Regions from separate parts of the Homo sapiens genome. Here region 2 is linked to region 1. The links are chromatin loops, found by intact Hi-C in ENCODE. Cell type or tissue: Caco-2. All regions are shown on one strand. Each heading gives the region's core, and the rest is flanking DNA. Links, peaks and the distances in the headings are about the cores only. Region 1 overlaps RAPGEF4 (Rap guanine nucleotide exchange factor 4). Region 2 has its middle 46 kb from the start of CDCA7.

What was found. A loop is a pair of places that touch in the nucleus more often than their neighbours do. Peaks named below come from ENCODE experiments on the same cell type or tissue, not always from the same donor. Only the 100,000 strongest peaks of a DNase experiment are listed, where the experiment ranks them.
Region 2: it touches region 1 in a loop (4-fold over the local background); 7 of 110 quality-filtered maps call a loop at or near these places.

The regions. Positions count from the first base shown.
Region 1 is chr2:172,798,098-172,813,264 of GRCh38, reverse strand. The region is part of intron 3 of RAPGEF4 (Rap guanine nucleotide exchange factor 4); the gene reads right to left. Among named protein-coding and RNA genes, the nearest start is that of RAPGEF4-AS1, 69 kb to the right of the region's middle. RefSeq lists a silencer at 9,711-9,901. In Caco-2, for the core only: a CTCF peak has its summit at 6,679 (motif pointing left); no DNase peak of the experiment used is centred there.
Region 2 is chr2:173,393,628-173,408,794 of GRCh38, reverse strand. No RefSeq gene overlaps it. Among named protein-coding and RNA genes, the nearest start is that of CDCA7, 46 kb to the right of the region's middle. RefSeq lists a silencer at 6,130-6,299. In Caco-2, for the core only: CTCF peaks have their summits at 6,205 (motif pointing left) and 7,852 (motif pointing left); a DNase peak (open chromatin) is centred at 6,204.

The sequences.
Region 1 (15,167 bases), core at 3,680-11,679:
GAGACACACAAGGGTAATCCTCTGAGTTAGAAAGCCCAGTTTTCCTTTCATGCATCTAATATACGATAATAGGCAAATGTTATTAAGATCAAGTTAGTGACTCTGTAATCACATTACTAAGACAAATGCCCATAAGAATCCAGTTCCTTCAACCATAGCAAATTGCTTCTGCACAGATATTACCATATAAAATTATGTTAGGGAAAATAAAATCAATATCTCAGAAAAGAATAAAAGATCAGGGAAGAAGTGAAGAAAAGCCTGCTAATAAATTTTGCAGAAAGGCAACTGCAAACAAATTCACTCAAAAATATCCCCAGAACTGAAATATCAATAGTCAATGAGTTAGGTCTCTCTGAGCAATTTTTAAATGCTAGTAAAAACACAAGATAGATTATGATAAATCACAGACTTTCACAATTCTCTGGAATAGCAGGTTCCCTGAAGTTCCCACTAGCCTATTTCATTTTTCTATCACCTGAACCCTTCGGAAAGAATTCTTTTGCCTAATTTTTACTTTCCAGCATGTCTTAAAAACCTGAAATGGACCCTAAGTAATACCACTGACATCATCCACATATTTTACATATATATGGTTATTTGCGAAGTATAATGCAAAAGAACTAGGATGCTCTCAGTTATTCCTGAGCTAGCTGTACAGTTTATGGATTAATCAGTCTTCTTTATCACCTCCCATCCCTGACACGAGTAGTTTGTCACCAAACAGTACACAAGGAAATACAGAGGCTGGGAGACACACGTGAGCCTGTCTTTCGCCAATAATCAACTCTTGTAATAAAGACACAAGATTGGATTTCTTCTTGGATTTTCCCAGGAGATTTCAACCTGACTCATGCCTTTATCACATACAACAAAATTTCATCACGGTAGTGCTGCCGACTGTACTCCTTGGTGTATTTCTGTGTCAGGACCACCTCTGTAAGGGGAAAACCATGCCAGTGAGTACCCAGCTGCAGTCATCAGCTCAAGCACCCTGGGCTTGTTTCAGGAATCAATTCTTCTACCAGAATTAAGTATGGGATCAGTCCTTTCCAGATCTTCTCTTTCACACTGCGTCCACTCAAATTTAAGGACAAGGAGTCACAAATTACAAGATATGATCTTAAAAGTAGGACTGGAAAACCTCACCTGAAAGGAGTATGGTTTGCAAGTTCAAACTTTCAGCAGATTCAGAGTATTTTTTAGGACAAATATACTTAGAAATCTGAATGAATTTGGGAGGTATGGTTGGGCATTGGGATAATTGGGCACAGAGAAATAGAAGGTGCCAAGAAGAACATTTTCACCCTGAAGACTATTCACTATCTTTACAGTCTATGGGTGCTAGCCCTTATTTACATTTAAATCACAGGCAGGGCCTTGCAATGTGCTGCGAGAGTAATTTTCAAATAAAGAAATTGACATCCAAATGTTCTCTCACTTAGCAGAACTAATATATGTTGCTCAGCACGTATGATGAAAGGTAGATTAAGAATGGACAGGATGAATATGAGTGGATGTAGAAGAAGCACTCTTAGATATCCACACTAACATCTAACCAGATCTCCATGGGTCAGGATTCCAAGTCTGAAACCCTGTAGATGGGCTTAATGCCTGCCTTCGCCTGCTGCTGAAAGTGTCTGTTTCTGGATGTAACATAACCGTTTCTTTTACGCTTATACATACTGCTCATGCCTCAATACTTATTTAATAGGGACTATTCAAAAGAGCACTTTTATTAATTTTCTGCTCATTTGCAGATTAATATTCAGCGAGGCCATCTGAAAGAAGATGTTTACAGTAACACAGAGACTGATGAAAGCAATCAGCACCTATGCAGGGAACATGAAATGGTAACAGTGAAGGAATGTCCTATTTTGTGATAAGATTGCACTTTGTTTTGAGAACTTTCAAAAGGGAAGTAAAGATTTAAAAACCCGACTTCAATATGTGATGGTGGTTTAGCAGATGCTGCTGGAGCCCTGCCAGATTCTGCACTCACCCCTGATGTCATCTGTAGCTTTCTGGATGGCTCTGTGCAGTGTGCCACCTCGAGCATCTGCACCCTTGCTCTGCCTGAGGGCAGAGTGCTAGGCAGTTAATGCCTTAAAGGGGCAACCATTGCCATGACAGTGGTAGGACATGAGAGTGGGAAGATAAACACCCCAGCTTCCTTGCCCTTCACAGTTTCTTAGCAGGCCCCCTGAAGGAGTGAGTCCAGTTGCCTACAGTGGAAATGCTCTTACTAGAACACTTTGATAGGCTTTCCTTCCTTCTTTGTCTAATTTTCCCATTCTGTTATCATATTTCCCAAGATCATCTCTAAAAAACCACTTGTAGCCAAATCCTTTTCTCCAGGTCTGCTTCTGGGGAAACCGAAAACAAGGAGGTGGGTGAGCCAAGATGGCCGTGGGTCCTAAATTGCACTGAGACCTCTGGGGAGGTACTGGACCAAACCAGCATTCCCAAAGAGACTTCTGTAATAAGGACAGAGGCCAGAGTGTCACTTACCACTTGCATCAGACACACTGTAAGGGCAGTATGTTTTGGGTGACACATGGGAAGACTTCATTCTGTTAGGAAAACATACTGGGTTACCTGAGATCAATTCTGCTAGATAACAAGGGCTGATGGGAACACACACACAAAATCGCCTCTGGCATATCACCGACACGCCATCTGGCTTTTTCCTCCAATCTGATCCAGCTATCTCATTTCTCAGTCCACTGGATCACTCCTTCTCCTCCTTCTAAAACACAGACCTCCTTACTTAATTATCCACCCATCCTTAGTCCCATTGTGCAGCAGCATGCATGTTGATCTGCATGTGTGTGAGTGGGAACTGGGCCACACACTGGCCAAGTGTCTCAATGACGATGCCTCATTTATTCCTCACAACAGGTGAATGAGATAATGTATTTAAACTGCTTTGCATAGTGCCTGACTCAAAACAAATGCTTAATAAATTGCAGACACTCTTACTAACATGATCCAGCAATATCAGTAGTACTATTGCTATTTTATAGGTTGAGCAAATCAGGCTCAAGGATATTCAGTGACTTGCCCAAGACGATGGCTAGTAAGTAGAAGAGCTGAGATCAGAAACTAGTCAGTCTAATGATCTACCCACATACTTCTTAGATTGTCCTAGTAAGTATAAGTACCTCTTAGCCAAGGTTCAGTTGGAAAATCTGTTAAGGTACCAATTTAATTTATATTGATTCTTATTTCAGTCAGCCAATCTGTGTATTTATTGAATACCAAATAAGTCAAAATCACTAGGAAAATATAAAACATTTGGCATTGCTCCTCTTCTAATCTTCCAATTCCAATATTGAGATCCACTTGATCCTCCTTAGAGGATCAAATCCATCCCAGGCAATCCTCTTATTCATTAGGGGAAATTTAAACAATCACAAACAGGTAATTAAGAATTGAATTGAATCACTCATTCCTGTTATACCAGCACTTGGTGGAGGGGAGGTGAGGGGCTTGCTTGAAGCCAGGAATTTAAGACCAGCCTGGGCAACATAGTGAGACCCCCATCTCTAAAAAATAAATTAAAAATTAGCCAGGCATATTGGTGTTTGCCTATGGTCCCAGCTACTCAAGAGGGTGAGGCAGGAGGATCCCTTAATTCCAGGAGCTCAAAGTTACAGTAGGCTATGATCCCACCATTGCACTCCAGCCTGGGAGTCACAGCAAGACTCTGTCTCTAAAAAAATAAAATAAAATCGGCATTTCTGCTTTTCCCACTCTGATCCTGTGTCCCAGTTCTAATAACTGAGTTCTGACCCTGGTTGGAGAAACTGAGTTTCTGTCTTTCAGAGTCTCTGCCTTGATAACCTGCTGGGTACCCTAATTCTTCTCAAAGTGACAGTATCCTGTCTTGACAGCCCTTCCTGGGTCCCAGTTCCTCTCTGGCAGTCCTTCTGTGGCCAGACTTCTTAGGCAGCCTGCCCACTGCCCATCTCCACCACTGGGCCTGCTTTTGACTCCCTCCCATCAGCAGGCCAAGTCTCATCATGCTACCCCTGGTTAGACCAGCCTTGGCCCCTCCCCACACTAACCTGGGGGCTGTGTCACACCACCTTCCTGCTTCCTCTGCCCCTCCTGCCCAGTGCTGCCTGAACATGCCCTCGAGATATTTCCCACCTCCATCATGGATGCCCCCCAGATTCCAGGTTCTTTTCCTTTACCCAGCCAGGCACCAGCTGAAGTTAAGTCATGAGCACTGTCTTGGCACAGTGTTTTCAGTGGGATATGCAGGGTCCAGTTAACTTCATTCATAAAAGCTGGCATTAGGTAAGTTAATAAAGATGTCGATGAAGCCGCCCATGCTGGAAGGCAGGGCATCAGGCAAAGGACTCCCACGTGGAGGCTACCCATGGTCAGAACACTCAATGCTCAGCAGGGAAAATCCCCTGGAAGCAGCAGAGTGGAAAAGCCACGGGCCTTGGTAGACTTAATTCAAAACTTATCTCTGCCAATGACTGACCTGTGGGCTTTGGGCAAAATGCTCCCCAGAGCCTCAGTATCTTCATTTGTAAAATGGGCACAATCTTACTTGTAATATCATTAGCAGTATTAAATCAAAATAAAGTAATACACAGAGTCCATTATAGTGCTGTATAGTTTCTGGCACATAACAGGTGATCCATAAATAATGGAAATTATTATTTCTGACTTAGTCACAAACATGTATGGGTTATCCATATTTCTAAAAAGCAAAGCAGTTTTTTTCTATCATTTAAATAATAGAGAATCTCTATATTCATTTTGTTAATCTTCAACTAATGATGGCTTTCAACACTTAAATTCCAAGTTTTTCTGTCCCCTAGTCTGGATGTCAAGTGGATTGAATGATCTGCAAAACACTTCAGCTCTCTGGGGGAGCTCGTATTCAAAGGAACCCTTCTGACAAACCGTGCTGTAAATCAAAGAATCCTTTTGTACTGCAACTAATCACCTCTTAATTTATCTGCTTTGTACGTCTGAGTTATGTACACTGGGTTTTCTTAAAGCAGACATTCTCATATGAGGCGTTTTATTTGTTTCATTGTAAATATAGTAAACAGTATGGAAATGGGAATGGTGTTAAGAAAGCCAATGGTTATGTGTCATATAACTAAGACTGGTATTCAAGCTAAGGCACTTGTGCCTTGCAAATAAATAATGTCTATAAGCATCAGCTGAAATCCAACTTACACAAGTTATAGGTATTCTGATGGAATTTAAAATAGCTAACAATCAATTAAACAGACATAAGAATTCTCTGTGGTAAGTACATCTAGATTTTCTAAAAATTGTACTGTAATTTCAAGGGCTATCAGATCATCTTATTATGCACATTTAACTCACTTCCATATTCATGGCTCAAGAAGAGTTCATTGTCTCATGGCAAATTTATTGTTTTGGACATATACTGAGTTAACACCAAGGGAAAAATAATTGCTCCTTTAAATGTGTGGAGACAGAAACATATTTTTTTCTTTCTTAGAGATGAGGTCTTGCTATGTTGCCCAGGCTGGACTGCAGTGGCTATTCACAGGTGTGAACATAAATTCTAACAAGGCAAATATTTTTATAAGTTTTATTTTAGGCCTACAGGCAATATTTGCCATTAAGTTTCACAGCACCTGGGATTATTTCACGAACTTGAATTTAGTGCTGGAATTTACTGGGTGCTCCAAGTCATCTTAAGTAATAAAATTAAATGGAACCCAATCTCTTAATTTGTCAAGATGTTAGATTGTATGTGCTGCAGAAGCATTTCCTGCCAAATCAAGAGGGCAAAATACTTCTCAGGCAAATGTGTTTTCTAACAAACAGCAAAGACAAGGTCTGTTACTTTTAGAACACATCCCTGGAATCAGCATGTTCAATAAAGCTTAACAAGATCAGGCAAGCCGGCCGCAGGAAGGTTTGATGAGAATGGACTAGCATTAGCATTCTGGTAACTGAATCAGGGAGGCCAGCCTCATTTCAGTGGAGAGCCAGTCTGTCCAGCATTGTGACGCAGTTTTGCATCCAACCACCCAAACAAAGAATTACACGGCAAAAAAACTAAATGCAGGATGCAGGATGCTCAATAAACTCCCAATCAGCTCCTAACAAATAGCCTGACCTGAGCATAGACAAGTAGGAGGAGATTACAAACAACTGCTGTGGACTTGGCACCTTTCACGTTTTATGGGCTCAATAAATGTGCTCAGAAAAAAAATGTTTCCAATGATGGCAGTGTTCTCTGTTTGAAAATAACGGAGTGAAATGAGTGAATAGAAGAATCAGAGAGGCAAAGAGAAAGACAGACAAAGGTAGAGAGATCCGCATTACAACGAAACACACATGTTCTTCAAATTTTGTAAACAAAAATGCAATGCTTAAAAACATTTGTTACTGTAGAAGGAAAAAAGAGAAGGCAAATAAAAGCATATTATTTTACTTTAGGGAGAAAACTAGTATGAGATTTTTTTCTGAAATTGAGCTAAAATGTGCCAGATAATTTCACAGTGATAGATGAGGGGATGAAATTAAGTGATGACCAAGGCCAAGTGTAGCCCGGATTCTCTGATCCATGAAATGGCTGAACAACATTGTTAAACTTCTACTGTTTCAAATCCCAAGTACATTTCCTGCGTTTTCTATTCTGGCACTGCCCTCTTGTGATAAAACAACAGCATTGCAGTCATTGCAACCAACTTTTCTTGAAATGGTAATTTCAAAAAGCACAGACCCTCTGCCTCTATCCCAGGCTTTGTACTAAGTGCTTTACATACATCAGCTCATTTAAGATAAGAGCTATTATCCCCAATTTACAAGTAAGCTAACTGTGCATACCCACAGCCAATTAAGTGGCAATAGAATTTCAAAGGAGCTCTGAATTTAACCACCGTGGGTTGCATTGGGTAAATACTAATGCTTTCAATAGGCATCTGTGATAGAGATGTAAAGGTTTTAAAGAATTAATAAACCATCCATTTTCTATCTTGCAATATAAACTTTATTCTGTCAGCAGCCATTTGAAATTCTTCTTTCCTATGACTGGAAAAGCCTTTTTACTTTTTGAGAGGTAAAGATTAATTTAAAATCTTATATATATCTAGGATTTTGATACTTACTATGCCAAAAAAGCCCCTCACTTAAAAAATCTGCAGAGAAAAACAGGACCTTCTCTCTCCCTTTCTCTCTGTCTCTGAAGTAAACACACACACACACACACACACACACACACACACACACACACACAGCCGGATAATATCTGATACAATGAGATTTATAATCCTATTTATTGTTTTTAAGCTTGTTATTTATTGCTTATAACTTGTCCCAATGTTCATCTCTAACCCTAAATCGATTAAAATATTACTGAGAAAAAATACACCCATAGTATTATTCATTCTAGTGGGAAGGCAAAATATCTGACTTTTAGCCCTATGTAACTTTTAAGTTACACAGGCACCAAGACAGGAGAGGATCTTGTGCAGACAAGTACAGCAGTGGGGATCTGGAGGTGGATGTGTCCTGGTTAGGCTCAGGCAAGAGACTGAAGGTGGGGACAGATATTATTGGCGAAATGGAAGGATTAATCCTTGATAGAGGCCAAGTGGATGTTCCCAGTGGAAATCTACGTGAACATGTCAGCCAGGTTGGGACACCTTAGGAGGATGAAGTGGTCTGTGGGCAGGTCCCCTTCTTGGTGCTCTTTTCCTTGGGTTAAGATGAAGAATGGCTAAGGCAGGAAGGGTGTCTGAGAAGCTGGGAGAGATGCCTCTGATAATTACGCATAGTGGTAAGAGTGTTGCAGTAGGTTTCATTTTATAGAGTAGTGAAATAAATATAATTTATAGAAAGATAATTACAAGGATTTGTCAGCCTTTAAAAGTTCCTGAAAGTAATAGGGGCAGAATAATCTATGCATTTCCTACAATTCTTAGGACAAACACGTTTTCAAGGCAGTAACAAAAGAAATGAAAGCAATGCAGCCCCAGCTCCTAAGGGAGGGTCTCCGAGAGGCAGACAGAGTCCACCGTCCCTCCCGTCCAGGGACCATTGTCTCCCCTCCAGTCTCTTGAAGCCTTGAATTAGGGAAACTTGACTGAGAGGAAAACAAAGAGAAGAAGCAACATGTGGTCCTGGGGCCTGCCTGGAAAGGGCCTGACTGTGAGAGGGGAAAGCAGTGGGTTCCCCTGCTCAGCAGGAATCCATGCCACTATCTGATGCTTCCTGGGCCCAGAGAAGACCCATGGGGTAAGGCCCAGTCAGCCTGCAACTCACGCCTCCTACAATGGCCAACTTCTGGCCATTCTGGTGGGTGGGCTGACCAGGGGTGACACTGGAAGGTGAGCCATTCCAGTCCTGCAGCCCGATAGCTTTTTTCTCCATCCTCCCTTCCTAAGAGAGGGCCTGAAGTGTACATCAGCACTCATCGAAATGTCTGTAGTTAATACTTCTCTGAAATGTAGAATCATGACTTTTTTTAATATATAATTTTAGGCTTCAGCAATCCAGGGGCAAAAAAGGATCCCCATCACCCCTCTCCACCCCACTACGGACACTGGAGGAGCTTGTGAGCAGGTGCCCTTGGGAGCAGATGCCTTGCAGGCTTTGCAGATTCCCCAGGGAATGACTGCACGCACTGCCTAAAGCACAGGAGAGCAGAGGCAGAATGCTGGATGGGCTCAGGAGGCCAGGTACTCCCCGTTCCCAGGCTCACCACTGCGTCATCCTGAACAGCTACTCAGGCATCAGGCACTAAGCAAGAAACAGCATAGCTGTTTCCCAAACAGGGTAGGCTCAAACCAAAGAAAGTTCCTGAAATGCTCTGTAAATGAACAGTTACTACTACATGCTCTGGGTATATTGCTGATGAAAAATAAGTAGGACCCTCAACCCAGTATTCAAAAAATTCAGGAAGAATTTGCTAGACCAATTACACAGAAGAAGCTGTGTGTTTTTTAACCTAGACAGTAAAAAATATAAGGGAATGACAAGAAGGGAGAAAAAGTAATATTAACTTGAAACAGGAAGGCAATATGAATTTGAGTCAAATAGAATAGTTACACCCCATGTATTCTTGAAATTTATATACAGATATATCTTTCTACCACCATATGCAAGAAAGAGGTTGATTTTTTTTTTCAGAAAAAATTCCATCAAATCACTCATACTGATACAGTTTGGCTGTGTCCCCACCCAAATCTCATCTTGAATTGTAACTCCCACAATTCCCACATGTCATGGGAGGAACTGGTGGAAGGAAATTGAATTATGGGGGCAGGTCTTTTCTGCACTGTTCTCATGATAGTCTCAGATGGAGATGAGGAACTTGTTGGGAACTGGAGCAAAGGTGGCTCTTGTTATGTTTTAGCAAAGACACTGGTGGCGTTTTATCCCTACCCTAGAGATTTGTGGAACTTTGAACTTGAGAGAGATGATTTAGGGTTTCTGGCAGAAGAAATTTCTATGCAGCAAAGCATTCAAGAGGTGACTTGGGTGCCGTTAAAGGCATTCAGTTTTATAAGGGAGGCAGAGCATAAAAGTTTGGAAAATTTGCAGCCTGACAATGTGATAGAAAATAAAATCCCATTTTCTGAGAAGAAATTCAAGCCAGCTACAGAAATTTGCATAAGTAACAGGGAGCCAAATGTACTCCCCAAGACAATGGGGAAAATGTCTCTAGGACATGTCAGAGATCTTCATGGTGGCCCCTCCCATCACAGGCCCAGAGGCCTAGGAGGAAAAAATGGTTTCATGGGCCAAGCCCAGGGTACTGGTGCTATGTGCAGCCTAGGAACTTGGTGCCCTGCATCCTAGCCACTCCAGCCATGACCAAAAGGGGCCATGGTACAGCTCGGGCCATGGCTTCAGAGGGTGCAAGCCCCAAGCCTTGGCAGCTTCCATGTGGTGTTGAGCCTGCAGATGTACAGAAGTCAAGAATTGAGGTTTGGGAACCTCTGCCTAGATTTCAGAGGATGTATGGAAATGCATGGATGTCCAGGCAGAAGTTTGCTGCAGGGCTTTCATGGAGAACGTCTGCTAGGGCAGTGCGGAAGGGAAATGTGGGGTCAGAGCCCCCACACAGAGTCCCTACTGGGGAACCCCTAGTGGAGCTGTGAAAACAGCTGGTATCCTCCAGATACCAGAATGGTAGATCCACCAATAGCTTGCACCATGCACCTGGAAAAGCTGCATACACTCAATGCCAGCCCATGAAAGCAACCAGAAGGGAGGCTATACTCTGCAAAGCCATAGGGACCAAGCTGCCCAAGACGATGGGAACACGCCTTCCACCTCTTGCGTCAGCATGACCTGAATATGAGACATAGAGTCAAAGGAGATCATTTTGGAGCTTTAAGATTTGACTGCCCTGCTGGATTTCAGACTTGCATGGGGCCTGTAGCCTTTGTTTTGGCCAATTTCTCCCATTTGGAATGGCTGTATTTAACCAATGCCTGTACCCCCATTGTATCTAGGAAATAACTAAGTTGCTTTTAATTTTACATGCTCATAGGCAGAAGGGACTTGCCTTGTCTCAGATAAGACATTGGACTGTGGACTTTTGAGTTGATGCTGAAATGAATTAAGACTTTGGGAGACTGTTAGGAAGGCATGATTGGTTTTGAAATGTGAGGACATGAGATTTGGTAGTGGCCAGGGATGGAATTATATGGTTTGGCTGTGTCCTCACCTAAATCTCACCTTGAATTATAACTCCCACAATTCCCATGTGTTGCAGGAAGAACCTGGTGGAAGGTAATTGAATTATGGGGGTGGGTCTTTCCTGTACTGTTCTCTGATAGTGAATGAATCTCACAAGATCTGACCGTTTTAAAGATGGGATTTTCCCTGCACAAGCTCTCTTTGCCTGCTGCCATCCATGTAAGATGTGACTTGCTCATCCTTGCCTTCTGCCATGATTGTGAGGTCTCTCTAGCCATGTGGAACTATAAGTCCAATAAACTCATTTCTTTTGTAAATTGCCCAGTCTCAGGTATGTCTTTCTGAGCAGCATGAAAATGGACTAATATACATACCTAATAAATGTATAGCATAAAATACTATTGCAGAATCTGGGAAAGGTGGTCTCCCTCATGTATTCCCATTTCCATTAGTAGCATCACTGTCCACCTCTTCACCCAAGTCAGGAGCCTCCCTTTCTCTCTACACCTCCACATCCCATCACCGTCAGTTCTAACCATTTTGTCTCCATCTTGTACACAGTGTACTTCACTTTCCCTCCCTATCACCTACACTTATCTACCCCACCCTCTAATCCAGATGCCCTTTGGAGGGAGGGCCACACCCCTTTCACTGTGCATCGCCAGATCAAAGAGAGGGTAGGAGGAGGATTGCCTCCAACAGCACCTGGGCAGTGGGCTTAGAGGGGAGGGCTGTGGGGCTCAGAGCTGCATCAGACACCCAGGTGGGAGTTGGAGAAGCTGCAAGGGGAAAGCTCCTCCCTGCATTCCTTATTCCTTAATGGCTGGCTCAGCTCCCCACCTCTCTTCCTTCCCCTTCCGGTCCTTCTGGTTGGCACCTATACAACCACAATGGGCAAGCATTGAGCCCCAGAATCACAAAGAACTGGCCCAGATACCCAGCAGCTTTATGACCTTGGGCAAGCTGTTGAATATCTAGCCTCTAAAATGAGACAAACCACAGCACTAAGGGGAGGGCAGTGTGGTGAGTGCTGGTGGGATAATGCTTGTGACACACTGGGCACATAGCCTCCTGTCATAGGCGCCCATTGCCAGCAGCCACTCCCGCTCTTCTTCCACCATCCTGGCTCACACCCCACTGAGGGTCTGAAACCTAGTGCTAAGTTTGGGAATTTGTCACTACATCCCTCTGGCTCTCAGATGAGAAAGCAGACATGCAGGGCAGCAAGGAGCAGGCTGGCAAGAAACTCTGCCCCATCCTCCCTGAAAGACTTGACTCTGTGCCATCACCTCTTTTCTCTTTCCTCAGTTTTCTTTTAGACTGTGTAACTTTTCCTCCTTCACTTTTATCATCCTCCTCACACCTCTGTTCATGAGTGCGCCCAGCAGAAGAACATGCAATTTGGAGGATGTCAGACCTGAATTCAAATCTCAGTTTGCCCATGTACACCTGTGTGGCCCTGGGAAAGCTGCACCTATGTCACTGAGCCTTGTTTTCAAGCCTTTGGTAAAACAGGACACAAATGCCTAAAGATTAATTCAGTTAATGTCCATGGAACCCCTCACACGAGCCACACAAGGAAGGCACTTAGCAATGATCTTTTCTGGTCTCTAGGGGTAGGAATTCTAGGTCTCTCCTTGCTCCTTACCCATGGCCTTCACCCAACCCCATTTCCCTCCTCATTGGGGTCTATTATGGTTAATTGTATGTGTCAACTTGGCTAGACTATAATGGCCAGTAGTTTGGTTAAATACTAATCTAGATGTTGCTGTAAGGATATTTTTTAGATATGATTAACCTTTACAATCAGTAGACCTTAAAGTTGATTACCCTCCATGATGTGCGTGTACCTCGTCTACTCACTTGAAGGCCTCAGAGCAAATAGGTTTCCCTTGAGGTTTCTTGAGGAATTCTGCTTCTGCCAATAACTCTTACCTGAATCTCCAGCCTGCCAGCTCTAGACTTCAGACCTGCCAGCCCCCACAATCATGTGAGCCAGTTCCTAAAAACAAACCTGTCTCTCTCTCTCTCTATCTCTATCTCTTAGTGATTCTGTTTCTCTGAAGAACCCTGACTTGTATGGGGCACTACTCTGTCATGATAAACAATCCCCCTGATTTACCACATTGTTAGTGGGCAGAGACCCAGAGCCCATCACAAGGCCAGCATGGGTAGATATGGCAGTTTTGTTTCTCCCTTGCAAGCATCTTGGCATGGAAGGGGGCTCTGCCATCTTGGTCATTCTCCTTAGCTTCTTTCTCCCATGTGGCTGGACCATGTCCTACCTTCAGAACTGGCTGGAAAGCTGGGCCCTGTTTATCTCAGGCTGTACTCTAGAGGGCTAGAGGGTGTAGGAGTCAATGAGCTTTCTCTTCCTTTTATTTTAGTGATACAAATCCATCCAGAAAACTCTGGTTGAACATTGTGGGATGAAATACATAAAGGAAGCAGTAAGCCAGCTTTGGTATTAAATTAACTCATTCCTAACAACTAAAAGAAGACCGAGCCCAGCTTAGGTAAGTTCTCTGCATTGGTTTTGAGGTCAAAATTATAGGTAAATCTAAAATTAAAAGTTTAGTTAAAATTGTTGAATCTGTAGCTAATAACCCTGCTATTATGGGTTATTATAGCATGGCTAGGATGCCATGGTGAGAGATAACTGGTTAAGGGCAATATTCCCGAAACCCCTGGCCAGATACTATTTTAATACCATCAAAATCTCGGCCAGCTTTCACATCTGGTGTGTCAGCACATAAGAGCTGGTGTTATGTATCATCCCCTTAGGCACATCTGCTCTTCCTTTTCTGATTCTCCTTCTCTCTCCTTCTCGAGATTTCCTCTTCTTTCTTTTCTCCTCCTTAATTCTCATCTTGCTTCCCTTTCCTCTCTTTTGTCACATTTCTCTTTTCAGCTTCTCCACTCTCTCCATTATCACTCATTCAGGAACCACTCGAGCTGCAGGAGGAACTGAGCAGAATGATCCTGTGTAGGCCCTGTCCCCAGGGAACATCTATGCAGGTAAAACCTGGGGAAAGGAAGTACCAGGAGCAGCTCTGAGCAAAAAAGCCCAGAGAGTCCCCACCAGGACAGCATCCACAGGTAGGAGATATGCAGAAAGAAGGACATGGGGTAATCTGAAAGGATGACAAAAGGCAGGGAGAGAGGGAAGTTGCATGTTGCCTCATGTTTCTTAAGAGTCAAATGGTGGAGAGCAGTGGTGAAGAGCATCTGTTCAGGTGCCTGACTGCTTGGGTTTTAATCTTGGTTTCTCTAATTTCTAGATACAATACTCGAGGTAAGTTATTTAACCACTCGGGGACTTCGTTTTCTCATCTGTAAAATGAGAACAGTAATACGACCTACCTCATGGTTGACTTGAGGATTAAAGAAGTAAATAAATACCTGTTAAGTGCTTGGAACACTGCCAAGTAAATATCCAAGAAGGACTGGATAAATCACATATGGATAAATATCTTGATTATATAGGATATGGCAAATATCCAAGAAATGCTAACTGTTCTCCTTCCCATTCGAAACTGAGGCCGCTTACAAGAATCAAAACCCACCTCTCACCTTGACTGTCTCTGAAATCCAAGAGAAAGCCAGCCCTGTGAGAGACAGCAAGAGGAAAAGTACCATCAAAGTTGGGAAGCACAGGTTCCAGGCTGTGTCTAATGGAATTTTCATGCACTGATGCACAGAAAGAGTATGCTATGGATTACACAGGATTTGGACACTGGCCTGAGAATTTAACCCTCCATTACAATGGGTATCACCCAGGAAACTACATCGCAAATTCCAAATGCACACCTTACCAGCAATCTTTTGGGATACCACTCCATTTTTAAGATGGTGACTGCCCACAACTTCAATACACATACAAGTTCCTAAAAAATGTAAACCTCAAATTTGGTGTGTCATAAATGTTTCTCACATTTGAAGTGTGCTACCTATGAAAAAGCCTCCAAAACATTGCCTTAAATATGACACTTGGCAGAAGGTTATTTGTCCCTTTAAATAATTCTTTAATTTTTTTGGACAATTCTTTCAGATTTCACAATTAACTGATTCTCTTCCTTCAGTTTTTTTCTGAATCCTGAATATGTGGAAATAAGACTTGGAACATTTTCATAGTGATACCTGATGGTGGCCTTTTATGGGTCATACTTTTCAGACTCGAGATTCTTGGCTCTAAACAGTGAGGTTGTGTACATTTTGGCCACTTGTCTTAATGACAGAGCAAGAGTCACTGCAGATGTGAAAGAAGGCCCTGGGTTCGACTTAAATATTTATATATTTTTTCTTTTTTTAATATTCTTTCTTTCTTTTTTAATTTTGTTTTCGTTTTTTTAATATTCATAAATCTTGTGAACAGAAAAAGAATGAGTTTCATCTACTAGGATGCCAAACTCCTCAGAGGTGACTAATGAAAATAAAGCCAGTGCTGTACTTTAGAGGGAAAATAATATTATTAGCCTTCCACATTTGAAAAGACAAGGCAGAGA
Region 2 (15,167 bases), core at 4,442-12,441, 590 kb before region 1:
ACAGATAAACTGTTCCCACAGCAGTGGGCCACACTGCATCAGTATCACTTGTGTTTTGGATTCTTCGGTAGATGACAGGGTGGAACTGCACTAAGCCACCCATTCCTCATTCATTCTCCCATTGGCACACACACCTATTATGGAATTGGCAGGATTTCTAAGAGCAGGCAGCAGTCATGGGCAGAGATGATAATCAACCTTTCCTTCCATCCATCCCCTCATCCCATCCCACCCAGCCAGTCAGCCACAGCAGAAACCTTGTTAGGTACCTATGGTGTCAGGCAGCATGCCAGGATAGGGAGGGGAAGGGCTTCCAAATAGTTTAGAGTCCAGTAGCAGAGACTTGTCAGCAAGGCACCAATTATAATAGAGGATAATAAACGGTTCCAGGCTCGTGTGTCAGATGCTTTTGGAGCACAAAGTAGGGCATCTGACCCAACTACTTCACTAATATAATCAAGGGCCGGGAGCTGTGGCTCATGCTTGTAATCCCGGCACTTTGGGAGGCCAAGGAAGGAGGATCACTTGCGCCCAGGAGTTCAAGCCCTGGGCAACATAGCAAGACTCTCTCTCTCTATTTTAAAAATAAAAACAAAAATAAAATAAAATAATAAAAAAACTAATAGCTGGAATCAAGGAAGGAGGTAACCACTGAACTGAAAAAGGAAGCGGGGGGTGTCAGATAAATTTCAGAGTTTTGGTTTGGCAAAATGGATTAAAAAGTGGTGGCATTTATGAAGATAAACAATTAGGAGGATGTGATGTCTGCCATATCCTCGGTCCTTCCTAAGAAATTTGCTTCTACGAAACTCTTTTTTCTAAACAGCTTTATTGAGATATGATTCACTTACCATGCACTGCTTCTATGTTGATGTAGAAGTCAGTGGCTTTTAGAATAGAGTTTTAGCACAGAGTCGTGCAACCTTCATCACAATCAATTTTAAAACATTTCATCACCCCAAAAGGAAATTCCATACCCATTAACTGTCATGCCCCAATCCCCCACCCCCACCCACAGCCCTAAGCAATCACTAATCTAGTTTATATAGAGATGTGCCTTTATATATAGTTCTGGGCAGTTCATATCAATGGAATCACACAATATGTGGTCTTTTACGACTGGCTTATTTCACTTAGCATAGGGCAGTTGGGTGATTAAAACATTCTTGAAAAAGGCAGCCAAGTGTCCTACCTTTGGCCACAGTGACAGATTGGATCAGTGGGCCCTTGAGGGTAGCCAGCCCACAGGCTGGTCAAGAACCGATAAGGAGGTATGGCATGAAAATATGTGCCAGAAAATCATATTCTCTCCAATTTGAACCACAAAAATACTGAGAGAATGAGGCAGCATTCAGTAGGATCTAAAACTGGCATGGACATTCCATGAGCTAGAGTTGGCTTGTGAGGCGTCAAGGCATGCACGAGTTATGCAGAAGTGGAAATATGAGTAAGATGAGAACGAGGAAACAAGTTAGCAGAGTTGTCAGGTAAAGAAACAATGCACATCCCAGGCATGGACCAGCCACTCAGAAGCAAGTGTCAAGTGGGATAGCTGAGTTAGGTTAGCGACACATGCAAAAGCCACCCTGATTCCTGCTCTTAACATCCAAGAGTTGCTCTGGGCTCTCACTTTTCCTGACCCATTACAGTTTCTCTTCCCCTGGGGCCTGGTTTTGGTTTTTGCTTTTTCAGCTTTAACTAGGTTCTCCCACCTATGTATCCTTACAATAAAACCAACATTATTCGAAGTGATTCAAATGAGCTTAACATGAAAAGCAGCTAAGTGGGATGAGGGAATAATGAATTCAGTACAAGACGTGCTAAGTATGAGGTATGGGACTCCAGGCTGAGTAGGTGTTGGGATATATATGCACCTATAGCAGGGGAGTTGGTAATGCGAATGGCATTTGCAAGGCTTCGATGTAGACAGAACTCGTAGATACAGTAACATGAAGGGGAAAGACAGAAAGATGCTTACAAAAGATGTTTCCTTTGTAAGAGGGGCAGCCAGGGTGGTGGGTGAAGAACCAGGAGGTAGTGGTTGGGGACCAAAGCCACAACCCTAGTCTCATTATGCACCAACCTAGATGCCAGCAACTCTTGCAATGGAACTGCTTGGTCTTCATTACTTCCCCTACCTGCTGAGGAGAGCAGACTAATTTCCTCATTCTCAGCTTTGATTTCCATTTAACTCAATGAACGTTCACCTAGGACTGACTTATGCAAAACACTATGCTATGAGGAATACCAAGGGGTGGGGTGGGGTGGTGATTACATCCCTAGACTCAAGGAAAAGGAGAGACAGACCTACTGTTTCTTGTAAGCTTAACTTGCATCAATCTGGCACCATGTGAGACACATGGTTATCTTGCTTAAACCTCTCAACAACCAAGGCAGAAACTGAATAATCATGGGCTTGAAACAGAGAAAACTTGGCTTCAATCTGAGCATCAGTTAGTGATGGTGAAACCTTGCTCTAAGCTCCATTGCAGAGGGCTGTTTGAGTATTAAATGAGATAATATGAGTACAATTCCTCATACATAGTAAGTGCTGGATACACTGGAGCTGTGATTTATTATAATTATTATTGGTAGTAGTATCCACTTGCTTATGAGGAATAGACCTGGCTTTAGTTTCAGGTGTTCAGACTGACTACTTTTCCACTACATCATATTACAGTCTATGAGAATAAAGGATGTCTACTCCAATAACCACAATTCAAGGCAAAACAGGGCAGGGACAAGTCAGAAGAACTGGTGGGTTCCAGCCCTGCCACCTCTTCTGCACTCACTGTGCAAGTCATCTGATCCCTGCCTCTCCACCACTCCCCTGACTTCACATGGTTGTTTTACAGCTCGACTGACACTGTGCATGAAAGCATTTTGTAGACTGTGAAAACGTGTGCAAAGGTTACAATTTGTTGGGGAAAACCAGCCAAGTTAGGCTTTATGAAACACTTTTGGGTATTCCAGATGAATTTTTCATATAAGTATGCTCTCGGGAGGTGGCCCACTGTAAACACTTACCAGCCCCAAGTTACTTAGGCAAGATGCTTGTGGCAGGGAATACCTAGATCAGACTCCAGGACAGGTGGAGGCAGAGCCTCAGTTGGGGGAGGATGCCAGTAGGAGAGGCGTAGGAAGGACAGAGACAAAGTCCACACCCACGTCGGTAATTTCCCTGCAGGCCTCTCTGAAAAAGCCCAGACACCACAGCTCCACAAATCCTCCCCTGGGCCACCTAGGGTGTTAGTGTCATCTGTGGCTACATCGACTGACTGAAGCCCTCGTAATTAGCCACAAACTAGTAAAACAGAAAGCCAGGAAAAAAGACCACATCAGTGGAAGTTGCCTTTGGAGATGAATTCAGACCACCCAGAAAGCCACTCAGTTCTGCTGAGTTTACCAAATCTTAATGCACAACATGATCAATAACAAATAGTGAGAAGTAAACACCAAATCTGACCCTCTAATTCTGAAACAAACAGAAACCAACTAGAACAAAGAGAGTAGACATTAGGGATAGTTGCCAGGGCACCTACAGCACGGCATACACTATTGGCTGAAAAACACATTGTATTACCTCGAGGTGCAGAGACATGTAGTCTGAAGGATTGTCCAGAGTCTGTTGTTTGTTGATCTGATTTGGTGAATTGTGTTTATAGAAGCACCAAGAGCAAGTAAAAGATTATTAGGACGCAGCCCTTGCTCTCTTGAAGCTTACATCTTAGACATTTATTTGAAACCACAGCAACCAAGAAGTATATAATGACTGCTCAATTGTGTAACCCCAACTATAACAATTTAGAATTTGGCAGATATTAGTGAAGCCTGGAAATATCAGGGAAGCCTCCATAGAGGAGCCAGAACTTAGCTGCAGCTTGGAAAAGAGGACTTTCCACTTGATGGGAATAAATACCTGGCACATAGTAGGTGCTCAATCAATGTTTGTTGGATAAACATTGCTGAGAAAGTGCATGCAGCTGGGCATGAGCAAGGTGGTTGGGTGGCCGGTCATGCCATACTGCAAAGCCACACTGCCTTATCTTCCTTCTGATGCATCTGATCAACACCCCCAAGGAAAGGCAGTTAAGGTGATTCTGTTTCCTTTTGCCATTTCTATTCTCAAGTGAAGGAGAGGTAGAGATCTGGGGGGAAAGAAGAAACGCCCTTTTAGCACAGAGGACCTGATCACCCTCGCCACTGTCCTTTATAGCAATTTAGAAATAAACCTTCAGGTGTACACTTTACAACTTGGACCATGCCATTAATGTCAGTCCCAACTATAATACCACCGTCATGCACTCTGGCTCCTGCTATTCCTCAGAAAAGACTGTAAATCCTTGCAATCTGTAGAATCCCCATTAAAGCTCTGAATAAATGTCCTCAACAATTAAAATTCATTCATTACATGAATTTTTTTAAACTCGCAGTCTTGCATATAAATAGCAAAGGGAATGCTGCATGCAGCTAGTCCATAGATTAAGCAAAGCAGACAGATAAAGATATACAAGTAGCCACAGGACTGGTGTGAATTGTGATTTATAAGCCAAATAGGAAGAGAGGGGAATAGTGTCTCCTCTGGTCATAAGATTTTGTTCATTTTGTCTATTTGTAGACAAAAGTCTACAACCTACTTTCAACATAAATGTGTGATCCATTTCTGTCTCCAGGAGCACAAATTTTAGGTATATTCGGACATCCATCCTTCCCCTTTCAGCCAGGAGCCATGCAGATGTGTAGGAATGGAGGAGTCATCATTTTACAGAAGAGGAAACTGAGGTTCAGAGAGGCTACGTGATGTCAAAAATCATAGCTGCAGGCCTGGCGCAGTGGCTCACGCCTGTAATCCAAGCACTTTGGGAGGCTGAGGGGGGCGGATCACCTGAGGTCAGGAGTTCGAGACCAGCCTGGCCAACATGGTGAAACCCCATCTCTACTAAAAATACAAAAATTAGCCAGGTGTGGTGGTGGGTTCTTATAATGCCAGCTACTCAGGAGGCTGAGGCAGGAGAATCGCTTGAGCCTGGGAAGCGGACGTTGCAGTGAGCCGAGATTGCACTACTGCACTCTAGCCTGGGCAACAAGAGCGAAATACCATCTTAAAAAAAGAATCATAGCAGACGTTAGGATCAGAACCGATCTACAGGAATGCAGAAGTTTCTTCACCCCTAGAACTTTGCTCTTTTATGCATACTCAGTATTTCTCAAGGTATGCTCCACAAGACACAAGTGCCTAGAACATAGGTGCTTTGTGGAAAGGAAAAGACAAAATGTCATGGTCGTCATGGTCAGATAAGTTTTGGAAGTGCTGGATCAGACAAATTTAAGTGGGCTTTTTCATTTGTTTGTTTGGACTGTAGAACTTATAGGACTTGTAACAAGATTTCTTTCCACAAAAGTTGGGGGAGTGGGGAATGCACAGATAGTGCCTACAGGCTTTCTCAGACTCTGACATCAGAACACTTTTTACCGCATGAAATAAATACCTGGGAGCCCCTTAGGGTCCAGCAACCTTTCACACAACGTAGCTTAGAAAATGCTGTGCCGAGCCCCTCTTTCTCAGCTATTTCATGGGCTGGAATGGCATTTGTCCACATTTTGTGGGGCTTCCTTGTCTCTCTGCAGATGCTTCTGAGCCAAGTCCAGAAGACGTGGGAAGTGGGGTCTCTTGGCACTGATGTAGCTACAGCACGAAGGTATTGTGTTTCTCCTTCCTAGGCACCCAAAGTGAGAGCAGCAGGGCGCAGCAGTGCCCAGAGCTGACTGATGGCATCAGGAAATCTAGCTCATCCCAACCACAGGCAGTTTTTAAAATTGGGGTTGTGGCTCCCCCTGCTAAAGGTATCCTCACAGGATGTCATATCAGAGCTCAGCCCCCGAGTGAGAAACAGTTATGCCTAGGGGTATGGAAGGGAAAAAGAGGAGGAAACGGGGGCTTTAATTTCCATCCCTGACTTTTTCCCGGCTGCCTTTGTAAGACTTTGGTCACCTGCTCCTAAAATGCCTCTTCAGCTGTGTTTCTACAGAGGTGTTAACTGCTTTCCTCACCGGGGACTGTGCAAAGGGAGACCTCTGTTTCTGGTTCAGCGACATTACCCACGGACCTTGTTACCAACCTTGGCGACCAGAGAACGCTGATCTCCAAAGGTCTAGACCCGGTGAAACAGCGTTCGGTGGCCACTGACCGGTTTCCAGAGTCAGAGCTCCCCCTGCTGGAATCCAAAGCACGTCGTAACCCTGTCTGGACGTATTTTATTCCACAAGACCGTGCAGCCCTGATTGAGTGAACTTTCCACCAGCCACTTTATCCTCATACACAGGCATTTTCCGAGGAGGACTTGAGCCGACATCAGTGTTTGGCCATTCGCGGTTCTCGCTTCCCCTTGGTTATTTCCCCTTCGCTGAAATATATTCTAGTTTTCCCAGCCCAGATCTAATTGGACTCCTCCGGGCTGGGAATTTAGGTTTGGGAGATTTCCCAAATTAAACCATGAAGTTTATCACTAATATAATTACATTTCTCAAATACCAGACCTTTTGCATTGCTCATCTAGATGGGGGAAAGGAAGAAAGGAAAAAGTGAGGAAGGGAGGGAGAGAGGGAGGGAGGGAGGGAGGGAAGGAAGAAAGGAGGGAAGGAGGGAAGGAGGAACAGTGAGTCCTGCTTTTCTATCATGGGATAATAACATGTCTAAAAAAAGTGTTTCCCTTAATTGGGACCCAGGGGACGGAGAGTAGAAAAATACCTCCAGAAAGTCCCCCTTCGGAGTGGGGTCTAGAGCACAGATGTTGGGAATCAGGTTTCACTCTGCTCCAACAGCTCAGCCTTTCCATGCCATAAGGACCCTGCGCTGTCTGCCGAGGAAAACAACGAACAGTAAACCTTTGCTCATTTCTAGCTTCATCTTCAGAGACCGGATTCTCCAGAATTCCTGTGGCTGAGTAATTCCATGTCCCTTGATTTGGGGAATTCCTCCTAGGTAAAGCTTTAACAGACACCATTCTATTTGAAATCGCAAGTACTGTGCATCTTTTCATTTGCTAAAGGAGAAGAAGAAGGGAAAGAAGGAAGGAGTAGAACCCAGTCAGTGTGAAATGTGTATCTCTCCTGTGGGACAGCGGCAAGGTTTTCTGCTGGTTTTCTAGATCAAACGAGGACTCCTTATGAACTACTGGCACAGAATTTCGAGGCTCTTTATGACTTAGAATTAGGGAGCATGTTGGCTGTGTTTTCCTCCTCCAAAGGTGGAATGTGTGGCCATTTTGGGGCACCTTGAAAATAAAAAATGGAAAGATACCAAATGCAAAAGCCTAAATAAAGGCATACCTCCTTCAACTCAGTAAATAATTATTCAGATTTACAAAAATGAATAAATAAGGGAGCAAATCTTCATTTTACAGAAGTATGCATACACCATGAGATTCCTTTACATTCCAAGTTCCCCTGATGCATAAAACATATGACTAGATTTACAAAAACTTGATTTACACAATTTTTTAGGAAAACAACTTTGCAGAAAGATTAGGTATGATTAGATGCTAGAAGAGCTCTTCTCTCAAGGGAAAACAAATGAGCTTAGCTAACGGGAGATGGTGGAGTTAATAACCAAAAAATTCTTCATGCCATTTGAAAGAGTTGATTTCAATATTGTGAAGTTCTTAAAGATTTCTTAGGCAACTCCAAATGACTGCTTACAGGCATGGGAACAGAACTCCTGGAAGGGACTGCAGCAGGAAATGGGCAGTGTTCAACCCTTTCTGAACTCAAGGGTTCCAGAAGAGAGCCCGTGAGGCCAAATGTGTCAGCTAGGAAATGATAGGGTCTGCCCCCTGTAGGGCAAAGGGAACCTGTACGTTGTCCTTGAAGGACTGACATATTCCTCTCTCCTTCTAAACGCCAGTCCTTCCACTTCTATGAGGATAAATACTGGAGAAAGGAGAGAAGAGGAGGGGAGGGGAAGGAGAAAGGGAGGAGAGGGAAACCTGTGTGGCACTGAGGGCGTTTGGCTGAAGCTAAAAGAAGAAACCTAATTCTAAGTGAATACATTTGTTCCAGAGAGGTCTAAGAAGACTCTCGGAGCCTTGCAGCCTGGAGCTGGATTTTCCTCTGAAGCCCTGCCATGCAAAGGGCAAACAAATGACCATGTAGATGATGCAAATGAGGGTTTCTCATGTATTTCTCCCTGAATGATCGAAGACGCTTCACTTTAAAATTCATACTCAGAATAATTAGCCATTCTAACCTTTAAAAAAAAAAGAGTTCACATGCATACTCTTTTCTAATAAATAAATACTGCCCTGCACCATTTTGAAATGTCTAGGAATTTCCGTCATATTGTGGTCTAATCTCTGATTTGCTTTTAGCCTTCTGATCTGCAGGAGAATCGGAGCTATGCGAATCCACATCCAGGTTCCTTTCTCACCCTTTTATTCTCCCACGGCAGCATTTGGAGATAGCTGGAGAAGGAGGTGTTCTCTTTCTCTCCCCTCTCTCTCTCATAGACGCAAAGCCACAACAATGTTGAAAATCTGTGCAGACGTCCACTTCTGTTAGCTTCCATTTCTGTGCATGCTACAGTATTTGTTTATGATTTTGCACCCGTTCTGGTGATGCAGCACATTTACAGCTCATGAATATTTGATACTGAATTAAACAATTTGTCATTCTATTACATAAAGAGCACAATTTAGTTCAGAGCAAACCATTTGAAAGAGAACTCATTATTATGATACCACGATTTTATTTTATTTTATTGTAGTGTTTTGATTGTTAAATAGACAATACATGTCTTTCTCTCTCTCTTTTAATTTTTTTTTTTGTCTAAAAGATGAAACCCTGCCTTTTACTTTGCAAACTACATTACTTATTTTCATTTAAATAAGGGAAAGTATTTTTCTAAAATATTAAATTGTTTAACATGCGCCCCTTTAGAAAAAAAAGGACCATGTTTGTATTTAACAACAATTCAGCTAAAAGACAGTTCAGAGACTCATCAGCAGCCCAGTTCGCTTGTTTGTCAATGAAGGATCTGTGATCGTGTTCTGTGCAAGTTGTTTTAATAATATGGATTCGTCTAAATGAATCTACGCAGGCACAGACACATTAGAAATGTTGGGTCTTTACCAACATAATCATTGGTTTGTGCATCTGATCAGGGCATCTACTGGGAGCAATGATGAAAATAACTAGGGTTTTGTTAGGAGAGCTAGACAGGCTACTGGTTCTTCTGCTCCCCACTCTGTTTTGTGGTGTTCTCTATCCCAGATTTCCAGAGCTGACCTTGGGGCAGGGATGAAATACTGCCTCAGGAGGGCCTGGCCCTGCGTGCCCTGTACCCTAAGGTACAGACTGAATTCCTGCCAAGGACAGGGGCAGCTTGTTCTCTACCCTGGACCGCTTGTTCTATATCACTGGCAAGAAGACATCACCACATGGCCAGCAGTAAATACACGGAGGTGCTCAGAGGGTTCGTAAGTGTGCAGAGATGGAAAATTGTTCACAAGTGACAAAGCACATATGTTATTCTGTATGGTCATCAACTTCACTCAACATCTCTATTTTCTTGTTTGATTTTTCTTTTCCCTTTAATTTGACCAAAGCAAAGCAGGAAATGGCTTTAGAGCTTTAAAATAAAAATAAAATTAGCCAAGAAAACAAGTCAAAATACTTAAGCCACTCCTTGTAAAGATTTTTTCCTTCATTTTTGATAATTTATAAGAGTTAGCCATATAAGAAATTTTGTTTAAGGTAAAGAACCAGTTCTCAATGTATCATTATAAGGTGTAACTATCCCCAAATATTTTTATTTCTTCATTTTCTTCCCTACAAGAATGTTTGTTGTTACTTTCCAAAAGCCAAATTGCTTTATAAAGGTCCATTGTAATGTTCCTCACACCTAATATTTGCTGATTCACATTCTTTTTTTTCTTATTTTATTTTATTTATTTATTTATTTATTTATTTTTTTTTGAGACAGAGCCTTGCTCTGTCGCCCAGGCTGGAGTGCAGGGGCACGATCTCAGCTCACTGGAGCCTCTGCCTCCCGGGTTCAAGCGATTCTGCTGCCTCAGTCTCCCGAGTAGCTGGGATTACAGGTGCATGCCACCATGCCTGGCTAATTTTTGAATTTTTAGCAGAGACGGGGTTTCACCACGTTGGCCGGGCTGGTCTCGAACTCCTGACCTCAGGTGATCCGCCTGCCTTGGCCTCCCAAAGTGCTGGGATTACAGGCATGAGCCACCGTGCCCAGCTGATTCACATTCTTATATTGAGGGTGGATTTTTTTATATATAATCCAAATGCTTCCTTTGATGTATAATTTAGATGAAACCATATTAAGATTTAACCAGGGAAAATAGACCCCCTGCATTCCACTTTACCATATAAAACACTAAAAACATTTAGAATTCCTCTGCTGTCTCTTACTGCATGATATTCTTTAAAAACTGACAAAAACATATGTTCTGTATCTGATATTACTCCTAGAATGGCAAATGGTTTGCAGTAATTTTTGTTAACCATTTAAAAATATGGAAGAAAGGCAATACTAGTCAAATTATGCTTTCTCTTCAATAATCAGTTTAAGTCAAAAGGTACTACACATGTGTTTGTGATTATTTTCTCCATAATTAAGTTTATATCATAATATCCTTGTGCATCTGAATTGGTCAAATACAATGGTCACAATTTGTGTTTTAATATTCGTTGCCTGTTATTGACCAGAAGGCAACTAACTCTAAGATATATTTTATTTTTAAAGATTAAAAGTAACAAAAGCTAGAGTCACAGAGTTGGTTAAAATGAAGTGCTGTGTCTGCACGCTTGGACTGTATTTTTTGTTTGTTCGGTTGGTGGGTCAGTTTTGATAACTTGAGGACCTGGTGTCCTCAAATGTAAAGTAAAGGAGTTGGAATACAGAATCTCCAGGTTTCTTTCCATTCCGTTTCCATTAAGGATGGGTTTATAAAACAAAGCTTGGCTTTTTAGGGTAAAATGATTTAAGGTAAGGCCTCTACGTGGTGTCATCAGCCACCTGGTGTCACTGTCAGATCACCTGGTGGATGCTGCTAACCCTGGAAAATTTGGGAAGGACTCTGTTCTCTGGGTTTTGTTTGTTTTGATGCTATTGTTTCCGGTTTTTGCTCAAGTAATATGATTTCTCTCCTTGGCCTTCTTATTGTTTGTTCTCACTCTCCCCACTCCCACCCTCGCCCCCCTCCACACACACACATACATTCTCCCTCTTCTTTCCTTCCAATGTCCCTGATTCCTCTGTCTAGCTTGATTGCCTGCCACCCATTTTCTCTCCACTCCTTGCAAAACTTTTCTTCTTTGACTGACTGCTCACTTTGCCATTCCCCTCAACTATACTTGTTTCTAAATCACTTTGGATCTCACTTTCTGTTTACCAAGTCTGAAAATAATAAATAATAAATACAGGCCACTTTAGATCTAGGCTTTCTTAAACATTTTTTGGTTTGCCTCAATAATCCTAGGGGTTAGAGGGCCCCATAACCTGTAATGTAATCCAGACACTCTCTAGGGTAAAAAAAGAGTTGGATTTTATCCAAAAATCGTGGTTGTCTACAGGCATGAATTGAAAGAAGATCAATTGAGAGGAAACAGCATGACGTACGTTCTCTAGGGAATCCATGGATCCGAGAAGCCTTCAGAAGATAAATATTGGCCCCAGGGAGAAGGAGCCAGTTTCTCTCCTGGAGGCCACCTAAATGTGGAGGGAAACACCCCTATATCTGGCCTCCTCCATAGGCCAGGTGAGGGCTTCCCAATGTCTTGGAAAGCACCAAGTTGGTGAGTGGCATAACCTGATCATGTCATTCCCACTGATCAACAAAGACACACTAGTGGAATTTGTCTTCCTGTTTCTTGTAGCCCTCCCATCATCAATTGGGAGTGAGTGAAAGAGTCACCTCAGCCTCCCATCCAGTCGTCCTTAAGGGAACAGCTTTAAATGCAATGCAAACAGACCAGGCGCGGTGGCTCATGCCTGTAATCCCAGCACTTTGGGAGGCTGAGGCGAGCAGATCACCTGAGGTCAGGAGTTCAAGACCAACCCGGCCAACATGGCAAAATCCCATCTCTACTAAAAATACAAAATTAGCCAGACATGGTGGTGTATGCCTATAATCGCAGCTACTCGGGAGGCTGAGGCAGGAGAATCGCTTGAACCCAAGAGGCGGAGGTTGCTGTGAGCTGAGATCACTCCATTGCACTCCAGCCTGGGCAACAAGAGCAAAACTCAAGAAAAGAAAAAAGAAAAGAAAAGAAAAGAGAAAATGCAAACCACACAGGGATTAAAGGATAACCACTCCAAGATTCAAACGGCTTTAAGTCTCAGGAGAAAGTATGACATTGAAAAAATATAGAAAAATAGGTCATGAAAAGAATGTAATAGTAGAGGCCAGTATCCACAGAGTAGGAAGAAACACTGATAAATTAGAAAGGCTTCCCGGTGTTATTACTGGTTTTTTATATTGACCATGTTTTCTACCGACACCAACATGTGGACAGAATGTGATACTCGCCAACTAGTCAATGCTCTTATGGCTGACAGCACACAAAGCTCAGAAGAGTCTTTCTTTTCCATCCCTGCCAGTGCCTGGCTTTTCAGTACAACTCAGGCCAAAGGAGACGTCCCTGCCTGCTAGACAGGGTCTGGTTTGCCATGAGCCAGAGACTTCCCGGTAGCACTCGGGGGCTGGGAATGCTGTGAAAATGCAGGGTCAGGCAGGAAAAAAGTAGGTGCTCCCTGTTAAAGCAAACTAAATGTGGCCTGAGAAGGACTCCGTACTTCTATATTTGAGCCCTTGTGGATGAACTGCAACCTAACTTAATAGGTAGATGAGATTGAAAACCTAATTTAGGAGTCTGCACCAGTAACAATCGCTAAGTCTTAGCCAATCCCAGCAGACATACTTCAACCAGTCACACACCGCTGAGTGTTCAAACTGTGTTCAAATAAGGCAAACCCCAACCTGTAACCAGTCCAGCTGTCTCTTTAGCTCACCTCCGATTTCTGTATGTCACTTCCCGTTTTTTGTCTATAAATTTGTTCTGACCACGAGGCATCCCTGGAGTCTCTCTGAATCTCCTGTGATTCTGGGGGCTGCCTGATTCACAAATCGTTCGTTGCTCAATTAAACTTCGTAATTCGGCTGAAGTTTTTCTTTTAACATCCTTGAAGGTGCCAGTGAACTTTAGCAATCCGTCAAAGTACTTTTCATCTCCAAGTCCAACCTGTTCACCGCACATCGACTTCCACATATATTAGCTTGGGAAGCAAGCCTGCCAAGATGACCTGAAAACACTGGAAATTGGTGCCATCCCTGCAATTAATGAGGGGTGACAGTGGCTGCAGTTGTGGGTAAATCCTCTCTGGCGGACAATTTCCTATTTGGATACACTCAAGTTCACCCTGTTTGTTTCTGAATCATAATAAACTCCCTCTGTGAATTTCATATACAAACCCCTGTTCTTGGGGCTATGCCAGACCCAGAGCCCACTCTGAATTTCATGGAGGAGAAAGATGTACCTAAGGTTTGCTCCACATCACGGCGTGTCTTCTTTCGCATGCTCTCGGTGGTCGTGTTAAAGCAACTAGAGGAAAGGGTAGGACATGGAGTACTTAAGATTTCCCTTGAAGCTGTTGGCAACACTGGTTGGAGAACTTCTGCTGTTCTCCAACCAGTGCTTATGCTGCAGGCAATTTTGTTGTTCAGAAGAGCTCACCTTTTTAAAATAAACAAGCCTCATCAATTGTGGGAGCCGAGGTTTTCTTTGCACTTCACGATTTAGCTACCTTATGTGTTTTTATGGCAACCTCCCTCCCACCCCCACCCCACCATTTATCACATCATCTTATCACAGTCTCTTTGGGAGACGCAAATAGCACACTAATGTTTCCCTTTGTTAGGGTGAGTTGTCAATCTCCTCAGAAAGGGAACAACTACAGACAGCTCTTTCTTTTGATAATCTTCCTGACACTTGCCAGAGACTGGCTTATCCATCACACAGAACCTGGCTCCGTGGAGAGGCACATGCCGACAGTCAATCAGTATGGATGTCACTTTGTGTCCATCAAGAAAATATGTAATGTGAACTGTCGTGTATTTTGTTCCAGTAAATAGCCTTCCTTTCTCCCTAAATCTTCTCTGTTTTTTTGTGGGCTGACAGTGCAAACACAACACACGCAGCTCTGCTCTTTGACTAAGCAAGTCTGAAAGCTGTCCTCTCTGCGCTGTTTTCAGTTTACTGACCTACTCTTGTTTTTGCTGACAAAGGAAGGGGAGAAAGAACGTAGAGCCTCAAATGCCCTAAGTTTGGATCAAGAGCACCTTGTTAGAATTAGGAATGCTGGATTTGGTGTGAACTTGGTGCTGAGTTACATCATCAGCCATAAGCTTCCAGCCACTGGAAATCTTCCTATAGACAACAGTCCTCACTTCCCAGATGCAGAGCAAGCCAGAGAACCTGTAGGAGAAAACCAGGAATATAGAGCCAGAAACATACAATGAAGTCATTTCTCCAAACAAGTTTGGGTAAATCAGCCAAGTCCAGGCCCCCAAATTGTTCTTGGAACCTTTTCCTTTCCATCTGAAAGAAGAAGGAGATCCTGTAGGGAAAGAGGTTGGAAGAGGCTGGGGTGCAAAAAGGAAAGAGGTTTTATATGGACGTTTGTGTATGTTAGGCAGGCCATGCACTGGCTGTGGATTGCCGCCTTCCTTCTTTTCTGGGAATAGAAATGGGTAAAAGCCATCATCAACCAACAATTATGATTGTCTCCAAGATCTCTCTAAGTAAGATCTCTGGCTAGAATTACAACTGGATCTCAGACAAAATTAGATTCAATATCTAGGTTTTTAATGGAAAAATCTGTAGAAAGCCAGATATCCGATAGAAAATGGTTAATAAATTATAGAGAGCCAAACTATGGAATCCTTGGCTGCTACTCAAGAATGAGGTGGATCTTTGTGTTCTGCCACAGAGAAGTGTCTAACAGGGAGTGAAAATGGCCTTTTGCATTACACTATGGACAATGCAACCCACCTTTTATTTCAAAAGCATGATACAAATGCCAATTATTAATCACTATCCCTGGGGTAATGAGACTGTGAGAGAGAAAATTTTATTTTCACTTTTTAGAT